3 separate regions of the Homo sapiens genome follow, and regions 2 and 3 are each linked to region 1. Evidence: chromatin loops called from intact Hi-C (ENCODE). Cell type or tissue: PC-9. All regions are shown on one strand. Region 1 overlaps TMEM163 (transmembrane protein 163). Region 2 has its middle 56 kb from the start of TMEM163. Region 3 has its middle 20 kb from the start of ACMSD.

Region 1 (4,000 bases):
TGCCACTCCTTTCCTCCTGGCTGGACTCTGGGTATGACACCAGGACCTGTGGCAGCCATTTCTGTGACAGGACAGACAGGTATATGGCTGGCAGAGTCTTTAAATCAAGCTATAGCTGAAGATAGTCTTGTTCTAGACATTTGTTGGTGTGTGTGACATGAGTGAATACATTTCCTTTTTGCTTAGGCCATTCGGGGTTGGAATCTCCATTTCTTGTAATGAAAAAGTACAAGTGAATGCAAAACCTATTTGCTGTCCCTAAGTAGGTAATGGAGAGTGTAATCATACCCAAGAATCTATGAGGTGGTCATTTCAGAAAATGGGTTTAATGATGATTGTATGTTTTATTTTTGGACAGAGAATTCTTAGTTTTGGTGGTGTTTCTTCCATGTTCCCTTTGTAAGTTTTATAATGATTGCATAAAATGCTGATGGGGGCAAGTGGGAAAGCAGGAGCTGTGGTGACGGGTTCTCCAGATCTAATTAGGCTAACCTTGGACCTTACAGTGACTTTTCTTGAAAGTACCTTATTTTATAACTCAAATAGTAACATTATGCTAAATTATGCTTTATTACTCATAAATAATTCATGTCCATAATTTAGTATTCCTAGCATTCTGAATTGCTTCACTTAGCAAAGAGCAAAATTGCTCTCCCAAAACTGCTCATGATAAAAAGACTTCAAGTTACAGATCCAATTATTGGTTTGTTGTTTTCTACCTACTCACAGCTCTTTCTGGATTAGAAATTAATATGCTATTAGGATATTATGATGACTTATATAAAGCAAGAGAATTGTGAGTGGTGGGTTTATAGTGGAAATCTAGAGCAACTAAATGGGAATTTTAGAAACAGTTATTCTTAAGGGTCAGACATCTTTAAGATGCAATGAGTGGCTTCAGAAGCTGACTCAGCCAGGATCTTTAAACGTTAATACTGTTTGACCCTTGAGAGAAGACATATTCTGTCAATTACCTTGTCAACTCAGCACCCAAGGGAGGGTTTGGAGAAGTAGTTCCTTTTTAATCTTAGTATAACATCAGCAAGGTGTGGACATGAAGTTTGAGAGTTAGGTGGGAGAGGATGGACGTTCTTGGAGTGCCGTGTTTGTGTAGGCCATTCTCTTGGGAGCTAATTCATTCTGCTTTTTCTTTTTTTTTTTTTTTTTTGAGACAGGGTCTTGCTCTGTCTCCCAGGCTGGAGTGCCGTGGCACAATCTTGGCTCACTGCAACCTCCGCCTCCCGGGTTCAAGCAATTCTCGTGCCTCAGCCTCCCTAGTAGCTGGGACTACAGGTGCCCACCACCACACTGGCAAATTTTTGTATTTTTAGTAGAGATGGAGTTTCACCATGTTGGCCAGGATGGTCTCAATCTCCTGACCTCATGATCCACCTGCCTCGGCCTCCCAAAGTTCTGGTATTACAGGCATGAGCCACCTCGCCCGGCCTGCTTTTAAGGTATCTCTCTGTGTTCCCAAAACACTGAGGGTGTGGGGCTCCATCCTATTCTTGTGCCCTTTTATTTGATACCTCTGAAGTGCAGCCTCATTAGCTGATAGCTCAGACTCCGAGGTGCCCCTTGCTCATGGGGTTCCCTCAGAAGAAAACCTCTTCCCATTGTCCTTGGCCTTGGAGAAACCTTCAGCTCCTTCAAGGCACCACCTGAGCCTTCACTCATGCTCGCAGAATTATTAATAATTACCATCCCACAGCACTGCTGCCTGTGGTTTTAGCTGGGGCTCATTTTGCCTGTAGGTGGTAGTTGGGTACGTCTGTAACCTTCACTAGTGAAGCCTCTCGATGGTAAGGTTTATGCTTGATACATCTTTTCATTTACTCGCAGATAGAAGGTGCTCACTTCAACATTTGTTAAGAGAATCAGGGGAGTGGTATATATCATCAGGCAAAGACCAAGAGCTGTTTGTTTGTTCTGTGACCTTGAACAAGTCACTAAACCTTGTTATAGGTCTTGCTTTCCTCATCAGTAAAGCAAGATAATAGTACTTACTTCCAGGACATGGTGAGTATTGGTCCTAACACATGCAACTGCTTAGGTCATTTTAGCACAAATAAATGGCAGTGATTATCATTAGTCATTGCTGGTAAAATGCCCATTTTACTGCTTTGAATTGACCAGAAGTTAAACTGTACCCTTCAGAGGCCTCTATAAATTGAGGGCATATTATGTCCATAGTCACCAGTGCTAAAAGTGTTTGTTCTGTGTTTCCCCCAATGATGACCTTGGTGTTGACGTGTCAAGTTCAGGGAATTGCAGAAATGAGTCACTCTAGTTGCTATCATTGCCCTTTTGCCTGTTGCTGGCCATATTTGTTTTCATAGCAAAATCTGATAAACTTCTTCCTCCTTCCCTCCCAGCGTCTACTAAACACCTGCTATTGAGCCAGGGTCTGTGGTGGAGACAGAGGAATGAGTAAGGCCTGTCATTCAGCATGCCCAGTAATCAGCATGACTTATTATGGATTTAGTCAGCAGAGTTGCAGAACCACTAATAAGCAGAAATTTAGGTAATAGTGTCAAGTTATTCATGTTTTGTAATTGCCACCCCTGTTGTTTGCTCTATGATCAGAAAAGTTGTTCTGGTGGTTTATGGCTTCACAAATGAGTTTAGTTTAGGTTTCCATTTTCTTTTCTTTTTTTTTTTTTTAAATTAAAGACTTTTTTAGAGCAGTTTTAGGTTCACAGCAAATGTGAGAGGAAGGTACAGAGATATTCCATATACTCTGCCCCCATAAACACATAGCTTCCCCCCGTTATCAATAGATCCCACCAGAGTGGTGCATTTGTTACACTTGATGAACCTACACAGACACATCATTATCACCCAAAGTCCATTATTTACATTAGGGCTCACTCTTGGTGTTGTACATTCTGTGGGTTTGAACAAATGTACAATGACATGTATCCACCATTATAGTATCATGTAGAGTATCTTCACTCTCCTAAAAATCCCATCTTTCACCTATTCATCTTCTCCTCCCTTTAGGTAACCTGTTTCTATAGTTTTGTCTTTTCCAGAATGTCATACAGTTGAAATCATACAGTATGTAGCCTTTTCAGTTTGGCTTCTTTCTCTTTGCAATATGCGTTTACGGTTCCTCCGTGTCTTTTCCTGGCTTGATAGCTCATTTCCTTTTGGCACTGAGTAACATTCCATTGCCTGGATGTAGCAAAGTTTATCCACTCATCTACTGAAGGACATCTTGGTTGCTTCCAGGTTTTTGGCAAGTGTGAATAAAGCTGCTATAAACATCTGTGTGCAGGTTTTTGTATGGACATAAATTTTCAACTCTTTTGGGTAGATACCAAGGAGCACAATTTTTGGTAAGAGTGAGAAACTGCCAAACTGTCCTCCAAAGTGGCTGCACCATTTTGTATTCCCGGCAGTAATGAATGAGGGTTCCTGTCGCTCCACCTATTCATCAGTGTTTGGTGTTGACAGTATTCTGGATTTTGGTCATTCTAATAGGTGTGTTATGGTAGCTCGTTGTTTTAATTATATTTGTAAGTGTGAGAATGAAGAACTCTCCCAAGGCTCTTCACGCTCTTAGCCTGTGGTGCTGTAGACTTGGGCCTACTTTCTCATTAGTTTTCTTTCCGTATAAAGGGATGGCCCCTACTCACCTCAGTTTACTGAGGATGCTGCTGACACAAGAAATGGTCAGCAGACTGAGACACAGCTTTGACCCTGCAAAATAAGCTGAGCATGACCTGTGTGTGTTCTTGGCCTCTCCCCAAACAAGAAGAGAAGTTGCAGCTTTGTGAAGTGATAAGGGAAAGTGAATAAAAATGTATGAGAAAATCCCCCTCCCTCAGCCTTTCTCAACCTGGGTTCTGCAAGAGATGTAAGCTCTAATACCCTGAGAAGAGTGTTGTATGTGATGGATTAACCGCAGTCCCATGCATCAAGAATAGCAGTAGCCATGTACCATGCCTGGGAGAATTGAGAAAACTCACACCAGTCATTTTCTGTGCTCTGTAGG
Region 2 (4,000 bases), 91 kb before region 1:
ACCACTCTATCCTGCACCCTCCCCACCCAGTGCATCCTATGCCCCACCTGCCAAAGAGCTTAATTCCCTGCAGACTCCCCGGGGACCCCACAGTCACAACAGCAATCCCTCACACATGCTGCCATCCCACTTGAATGCCTTTCATTCTGCTCCTCCACCCTGGCCACTTGGCTAATCCTGCAAGACTCAGATCAAGTGATCACACCCTGGAAGATCGCCCCTCAAGCCTTGATGTATTGTGATGTGTCTGATCCAAGCAGCCTGATGACCCTTTATCCTAGTATTTAGCAAGCTGTGTTTTAATTGTCTATCTCTAAAGTATTTTGTGCAGTCCACATATCTTAAATACCATTATTTCACCAACGAGAATGCATATCTAACCATGAATCACATTAATCAACAAGTCGCCAATTTCATCATTCAACAGCAATTTCTGACATTTACTGTCCTAATTGGCAAAGCATTGATGGAAATGCGATCAGAAGCATGTGTTGTGGCCTTTCTGATGTAAAGCCAACTGATCACCCCTAGAACACATATGTTTGATTAAGACAACTGACATGCTCAGAGATGACATTTGAACCATCTAGCACATATGTCTAGCACACCTGGTCTATGATGAAATGTTTAAAGCAATTTATAGACATAGGGACATGCTCTTCGAGATGTCAAGAACATCTGTTCCGAAAGCTCTCTCCTGCTGTTGCCAAAGTCCCTACTTCCGGAATGGACTTCTAGAACAGCTTTGGGCTAAATATGAACATAGGTCTTCTTGACCTCTGTGACACACTTCGTTACCTGGCCTTGAAGCAATATTGCAATAAAGTGACCACCAGCCCTTATCGTACCTTTGTGCAGATTAGAAAAATGCCCCTTCCTCCAGGTGGATGCAGCCAGTGCCAGGCATTTCAATTAGCAGGGAACGAGCTGGATTTGCATGCCTACTCGCCCCCTTGGCCAGGTGGCTTTGTGTGGAGTGGAGAAAAGTCCCTGGCTGTCCATGTATAGATTCCCATAAAAACCCTCAGAAAAAGAACTCCTTTAACTTTTTCCTTCAGCTCCTTGTCTTTTGCAAGCAATCCTCCAAGTGCATCCTCCCCTTCACAGCACACACGTACATACACCCTAGTGAAATGTGAAAAGGCAACCACTCATCCCCACAGGAACAAACAATCATCCAGGCAAATGCTAGTCTCAGTTCGTAGACAGCCAAGAAAGATTGTGCTTCCTCTCTCTTGCTGTGCCCCTCATTTCCCCTGCTCCCTTGAAAAACAAAGTAGAAGCTTCAGAGAAAAACAATCTAGTCTTGTGACTATGTATATAATTAAAATACAGCATTAAAAATCGACTTCAAGTCGATGGGACCATGTATCACTTAGGATGCTTTTGGTGGGAACGAACAGAAAACCCATCTCAAAATGGCTACAACTATAGGGGAATGTATTATGTCACTGTATAGGAGAATGTATTATTTCACTCTATAGGGGAATGTATTGTCTCACTCAGCAAGAAGTCCTGAGGTAGAGCAGCTGCAGGGCCAATTAGTCCAGCAGCTCAAACAACATTCTCTAAAGCCCAGGTTCTTTTCACCTTTTCCCTTTGTTATCTTCACATATCAGCTTAGCTCACTCTCAGTTACGAAGTGGTTGCCCTTGTTCCTGGCTTCACATACAGACATGGGCGTGTCCAGCAGAATAATAGGAGCTTTTTGTTTAATGTGCTTTTTGGTTCCCCACTCCCCAGGGAACTAAAGATTTCCCTTCTAGTTCTTAGCCAGAACTCTGTTCCATGCCCACACCCAAATGAATCACCTCCAGGGAAATGGGATTGCCAGGCCTGGTTTAGGCACTGCCACCATTCACCCCTGGAGCTGGGATGAGGAAGGAGGGTTTTTGTCGGGGTGCTCAAGGAAGTGAGTCAAGTTCAGGGCGGCTGGAGGGAGCATACATCCCTCTGGATGCCCTGGCCTGTCATGCTGTGGTGAGGAGTTGGCCTTTATCCTGCCTGTCACATGGAGGCATTTAGTATCTGTTTGTAGAAATAATCTTGAAACTACAATCTTTAAGTAAAAATTGTCTTCCATTCACACACTGCTCTCCGCTGTGTCTCTTCTGAAGAAGCCTAAGTGGAAAAGGATAAGATCACTTATCTTGTGCTTTCGCGTTTCCTGTGGGGAGGACTCCCCCTTCGAAGTGTCAGGAGATTATCTGATGAAGCTGTTTATAAAAGCAGGGCTCAGGCACTCCTCTGGGACCCACATGCACGTTCTTCCACAGGCCACACCTGGGCCCAGCAATGGTTCTAATCCAAGAGGGCCTCATCGCATGGGGCTGGGACATCTGTGCCATCCCCAGGCCCCAGCAGGCCTTCCTCCTCATTAAATGTTTCTGTTGAGGCAGTTTTGGGAAGCATCTACCTTTTTCCCCAAAGAGAGTTACTCACATTTTCCCGAATTAAACTTCTCACCCCAGGTAATTTTTATTTTGAACCCTCTTTAGGCCCTGAATTGTGACTTTTAGTCTCTGAACTTCATATCAGGTTCTATTTTAGTAAGCACTGCAAATGTCAAGGTAATGACATGTGATTCCTTTTTGGGAACACTGTGGAAGATGCTAATGGAGAAGTGTGTCACCAGATGACCTCCTGAGGTCCCCAGAAGAAACATATATAGAGAGGGAATCCACTTCCACCGGACTGGCCTCTGTGAATAGGGAAGGGAAGTCATGTTTGCTGTGACTGTACTCTAGGCCAGGGGCTTTGCAGCCATTTAGTCTGCCTAAGAGACCTGACGTGGGCATTACCATTTCCATTGTTCAGACATGGAAACTGAGTCTGAAAGAAGTTAAAGAACTTGCTCAAGGGGGAATTTGAGCCCAAATGTGCTGCCTCTAAAATCCGTGCTTTTATCAATGCATCATGCTGGGCTCTGGCAGGAGTGAGTAAGGCTGAGTGTGCTGAATTCATTGTGATAAGAGGCGCTGACCTCCATGGAAAGGAAAACCCTGAGCCTGGGGCCCCTGGGGTCATGTCACACTTTCACTTTGTCCTGGCCAGAGCATGTGGGATGATGAGGCAGGAAAGTGGGAAAGGTGTGTGGCTGGGGAGGGTCGCAGCAGATCTTGCCCCACACCCCTCCTCCATTTGTGAATCAGTATTTAGAGCAGTTGCTCCCTGGGGACTTTCACTTTGGGCCTCACATTAAGGGGGAAAAAAAAGAGCAGGCTAAAGACAGGCAGGGCATGAGTTCTGAGCCTCGTGCCAGGTCAGAAACAGAAAGGTGACAGCTTCCCTCTGAATGAGATGTTCTGGGAGCCAAGAAGACAAAATGAATTCCTGAGATTTATTTTTTTCCCCATTTTGTCTGAAACAGTTTTCTGTTTCCACTGTGAAACCACTCCTGAATAACCTTCCCTGAACCTCACAGTTTGGATAAGGAAACAAATTTCCTGCTGCCACGGCAACAGCCTCTCACTTACCCAACTGCGGAGTGGGGGGAAGCCCAGGGCGGTAAGGTCTGTGATGCACCAGACAGTCACACCAGCGAAAGGCCCATTTACCGGTGTATTCACCAGGTGCCAGGGACCCACGTCAGAAACCCAGGCTCCCTTATCTGCTCAACAGATGGCAGAGCCACATGGCCACATGGCCCAGGGCAGGGCACTGAGAATTCTTATGCAAAACCAAGCCTCCTTGGGCAGGAAGCCTGCACTGGGGATAGTGATGGATGGTAATTCTCCACTCTTTCTCCCGGCCAGCCTCCCATTGGGGCTGCCTGTTTCCCTTCTCACATTCTTTTATAAAATAAAAAAGTCAAATCAACTCATACTTTTTGGGCAGGACACTGTGTGACATACAAAATATATACTGTACACTGGCGAGAGTCTGAAAGAAAATATGTCAAATGGTTAAGAGCAATTATTTGTGATTAATGAGATTATAAATAATTTTTATTTTTGATGTTTATTATGTTTTCTTAGAAAGTCTCTAAGTTGAACATGAA
Region 3 (4,000 bases), 130 kb before region 1:
TTGATCCTTTCAAAAAACCAGCTCCTGGATTCATTAATTTTTTGAAGGGTTTTTTGTGTCTCTATTTCCTTCAGTTCTGCTCTGATTTTAGTTATATCTTGCCTTCTGCTAGCTTTTGAATGTGTTTGCTCTTGCTTTTCTAGTTCTTTTAATTGTGATGTTAGGGTGTCAATTTTGGATCTTTCCTGCTTTCCCTTGTGTGCATTTAGTGCTATAAATTTCCCTCTACACATTGCTTTGAATGTGTCCCAGAGATTCTGGTATGTCTTTGTTCTCGTCGGTTTCAAAGAACATGCACACGTAAGTTTATTGTGGCACTATTCACAATAGCAAAGACTTGGAACCAACCCAAATGTCCAACAATGATAGACTGGATTAAGAAAATGTGGCACATATACACCATGGAATACTATGCAGCTATAAAAAATGATGAGTTCATGTCCTTTGTAGGGACATGGATGAAATTGGAAATCATCATTCTCAGTAAACCATCACAAGGACAAAAAACCAAACACCGCATATTCTCACTCATAGGTGGGAATTGAACAATGAGAACACATGGACACAGGAAGGGGAACATCACACTCTGGGGACTGTTGTGGGGTGGGGGGAGGGGGGAGGGATAGCATTAGGAGATATACCTAATGCTAAATGACGAGTTAATGGGTGCAGCACACCAGCATGGCACATGTATACATATGTAACTAACCTGCACAATGTGCACATGTACCCTAAAACTTAAAGTATAATAATAATAATAAAAAGAATTTGTGATGTTTCACATTGTCACTGTTCTCAAAAGTCATCATCACTAATGCCATCCTTGACCATGAAACACAATGGTTTATCTTCTCTGAGCTGTTTTAGTCATAATCCAATGTTCTCATCCCATTCTGATAACCTAGACATACCTGTTTGCTCAAATAATTGAGTCAGTAATCCTACAGCCCTCCACATTCTACTCTAGTTGCCTCCTGAACTCTTTTAAATCAATTGCAGGAACCAAAAATTGAGATTCAATCCAGGATCCCCTCTGATTGTGTTAGCTTTGCCAGATCAGAGTAACCTAATAAGGCTCTGCAATTGTGGAAAGAGCTAGCTATGCCTACTGGCATCCAGGAAAAATGACTGGCTCACCTTAAATCAGATTTATGAGTGCCAACCTAAAAGCTAGTGGTGCACTTGAATTTTATTCATCTTTTTTCCACCATGACTTTGAATCAGGAAGCAGCTTTCCTCTGACTAAGCCTCTTCATTCCCTACTGCCGTAATCGATGACTAATTCAGAAATGAGGTGGTAGACATTTACATGATGGGAGATTATGTGCTAGTCATTCATAATGACAATGCTAGGGTTGTCAATCATGGCATACTGTTACAAAGCTATGGAGGGGAGAGGCAGAAATAAAGGAATGGGAAATTAACCATCTGATGTGTGTTTTAAAAAGAATGAACATCACTCTAGACTTATTCAGAACTCTGGTGACAGAAAATAACTCTTTTTCTTGTAAGGTTGAGGGTGGGTTGGGCAAAACCAGAGGTTCTCAATCTTAAATACCAAATGGCAATCACTTGAGAGAACTTTATCCACCTCTCCCCTTCATCCCTTTCTTCCCCTCCCACAGTTGCCAGAAATGCCTAAATTTGAATTTTAGATGAATAATGGATAATATTTTCAGTATAAGGTGTGTCTCAAATATTGCTTGAGATGTACTTATGCTTAAAAAATAATTCATTATTTATTTATTTATTTTATTTTTTTGAGATGGAGTCTCACTCTGTCACTCAAGCTGGAATGCAGTGGCATGATCTCAGCTCACTGCAACCTCTGCCACCCGGGTTCAAGCAATTCTCCCACCTCACCTTCCCGAGTAGCCGGGATTACAGGTGCATGCCGCCATGTTTGGCTAATTTTTGTATTTTTAGTAGAGACGGGGTTTCACCATGTTGGCCAGGCTGGTCTGGAACTCCTGACCTCAGATAATCTGCCCCCACTTGGCCTCTTAAAGTGCTGGGACTACAGGCCTGAGCCACCGTGCCCGGCCAAAAAATAACTCATTACTTATCTGAAATTCAAATTTAATTACAGTTCTGTATTTCTACCTACTAAATCTGGCATGTACACACCCCAAACCACATTCAGAATTAACAGGTGTGAAAGTTGTCAGAAGCAAAATGGAGTCGCTTGTGTCAAACTCTAACAAAAAAATAAACAAAGCTGGGATTCTGAGAAGGGAGGGCCCTCAGTGCGCAAATGCCTGTGATAAGAACTGTTACAAAGACTCTCAGAAGGGCTCTTACGCACATATACCTGTAACAAGAACTTTAGTCAAGGACTTCTCAAATTGCAGCTTGCTACCTGAGTCACAAGGACGTATTGTGACTCAGCTTGCTACTGAGTCACAGCTAGCTGGACGTATGGAACACTTGCCTGACACTGTCTCCATAATGAATTGGCATCAACTCCTGTGATAAGCCCCTGTAACCAGTGTTCTTTCTGACCCAAAACAAATTATGTGTAATTTTCCCTTTTCCCTTTAAAAGCTTCCCTTTTGCCTTAATCTCTTTGGACATGTCTACAGTCCCTGTAGCCCATATGTCCTGGATTTGCAAATCCCCTGCAGGGTTCTTGATGTTATTTAGGGAGACACAGGTCTGGTAGTTTTTTTTTAAGTTCCTCAGGTGACTCTAATGTGCACCAAGATTCTGAAAGACTGGGCTAAACTTTAGAAGATGTCCTTTGCAGCTGGGTGCAGTGGATCACATCTGTAATCCCAGATGTGGATTTGGGAGGCTGAGGCCAGAGGACCGCTTAAGGGCAGGAATTCCAGACCAGCCTTGGGCAACATAGCGAGGTCCCCTCCCTACAAAATATTTAAAAAGTAGCTGGGCATGGTGGTGCACACCTGTATTCCCAGCTACTTGGGAGGCTGAGGCAAGGAGACTGCTTGAGCCTAGGAGTTTGAGGCTGCAGTGAGCTATGATTGCACGATTGCACTCCAGACTGGGTGACAGAGTGAGACCCTGTCTCAAATATATATATACACATATATATACACACATATATATATATTATTTATGTGTGTGTACATATACATATATATATGGTGTCCTTTGTAGGTTCAGGTTGGCAAAGGGCAAACTAAAAACAGCAAAGAGAAGGCTGGGAAAACAGCCATGGGATGAGTACACCCATTCCAACTCCTTTATTTACTTATTTATTTATTTGAGACGGAGTCTCACTGTCACCCAGGCTTCAGTGCAGTGACGCGATCTCGGCTCACTGCAACCTCTGCCTCCCGTGTTCAAGCGATTCTCCTGCCTCAGCCTCCCAAGTAGCTGAGATTATAGGCATGTGCCACCACATCCGGATAATTTTTGTATTTTTAGTAGAGACAGAGTTTCATTCACCATATTGGCCGGGCTGGTCTCAGATTCCTGGCCTCATGTAATCTGCCTGCCTCGGCCTCCTAAAGTGCTGAGATTACAGGTGTGAGCCACTGTGCCCGGCCCCAACTCCTTTTTTTTAAATAGAATTTTATAATTATATTAAACATTTATGTAAAAGATGTTTCATCTTTCAAGAAAGTTTCCCCTATTTCCCTATCTTTTCTATCTTCTTCAGAGCAATAAATTATATTACTATTGCATGGACAAACTGCTCCATTGTGTTGGACAGTAATTCTATCTTTGTGTTTGACATCATTATCACCTCCAAAACTGCAGTCTGACCGCACTGTTTCATGGTAAAATTGTACCCCACTCAAATGAGAAGAGTCCAAAGAAATTAGAGCAGTCATCAAATTCATATGAATGAATAATAGACAACTAAAGATTTTATGAGACTGACGTGATACCTACTGCGCTCAGGAGGCACCTGACAACCAAAGATTTTAAAGTACTGATTTAGAAACAGTGTCTAAATCACAAGCCTTCCATTTGTCATATTGTTAAAATGGCAGATACAGAAATGAAAGCTATATTAATGAAAACTGAATTC

The links. Peaks named below come from ENCODE experiments on the same cell type or tissue, not always from the same donor. Only the 100,000 strongest peaks of a DNase experiment are listed, where the experiment ranks them.
Region 2: it touches region 1 in a loop (5-fold over the local background); 1 of 110 quality-filtered maps calls a loop at or near these places.
Region 3: a loop joins it to region 1, with 12 times the contacts of the local background. A loop is called at or near these places in 1 of 110 quality-filtered maps.

Annotation. Positions count from the first base shown.
Region 1 is chr2:134,682,091-134,686,090 of GRCh38, reverse strand. All of the region lies in intron 2 of TMEM163 (transmembrane protein 163), which reads left to right. Among named protein-coding and RNA genes, the nearest start is that of TMEM163, 35 kb to the left of the region's middle. RefSeq lists an enhancer at 2,268-2,337. In PC-9, no CTCF peak of the experiment used is centred here; a DNase peak (open chromatin) is centred at 2,310; H3K27ac peaks cover 2,493 bases.
Region 2 is chr2:134,773,157-134,777,156 of GRCh38, reverse strand. No RefSeq gene overlaps it. Among named protein-coding and RNA genes, the nearest start is that of TMEM163, 56 kb to the right of the region's middle. In PC-9, no CTCF peak of the experiment used is centred here; a DNase peak (open chromatin) is centred at 1,746; H3K27ac peaks cover 3,792 bases.
Region 3 is chr2:134,816,791-134,820,790 of GRCh38, reverse strand. It overlaps the pseudogene C18orf32P2. Among named protein-coding and RNA genes, the nearest start is that of ACMSD, 20 kb to the left of the region's middle. In PC-9, no CTCF peak of the experiment used is centred here; DNase peaks (open chromatin) are centred at 1,280 and 2,350; H3K27ac peaks cover 2,271 bases.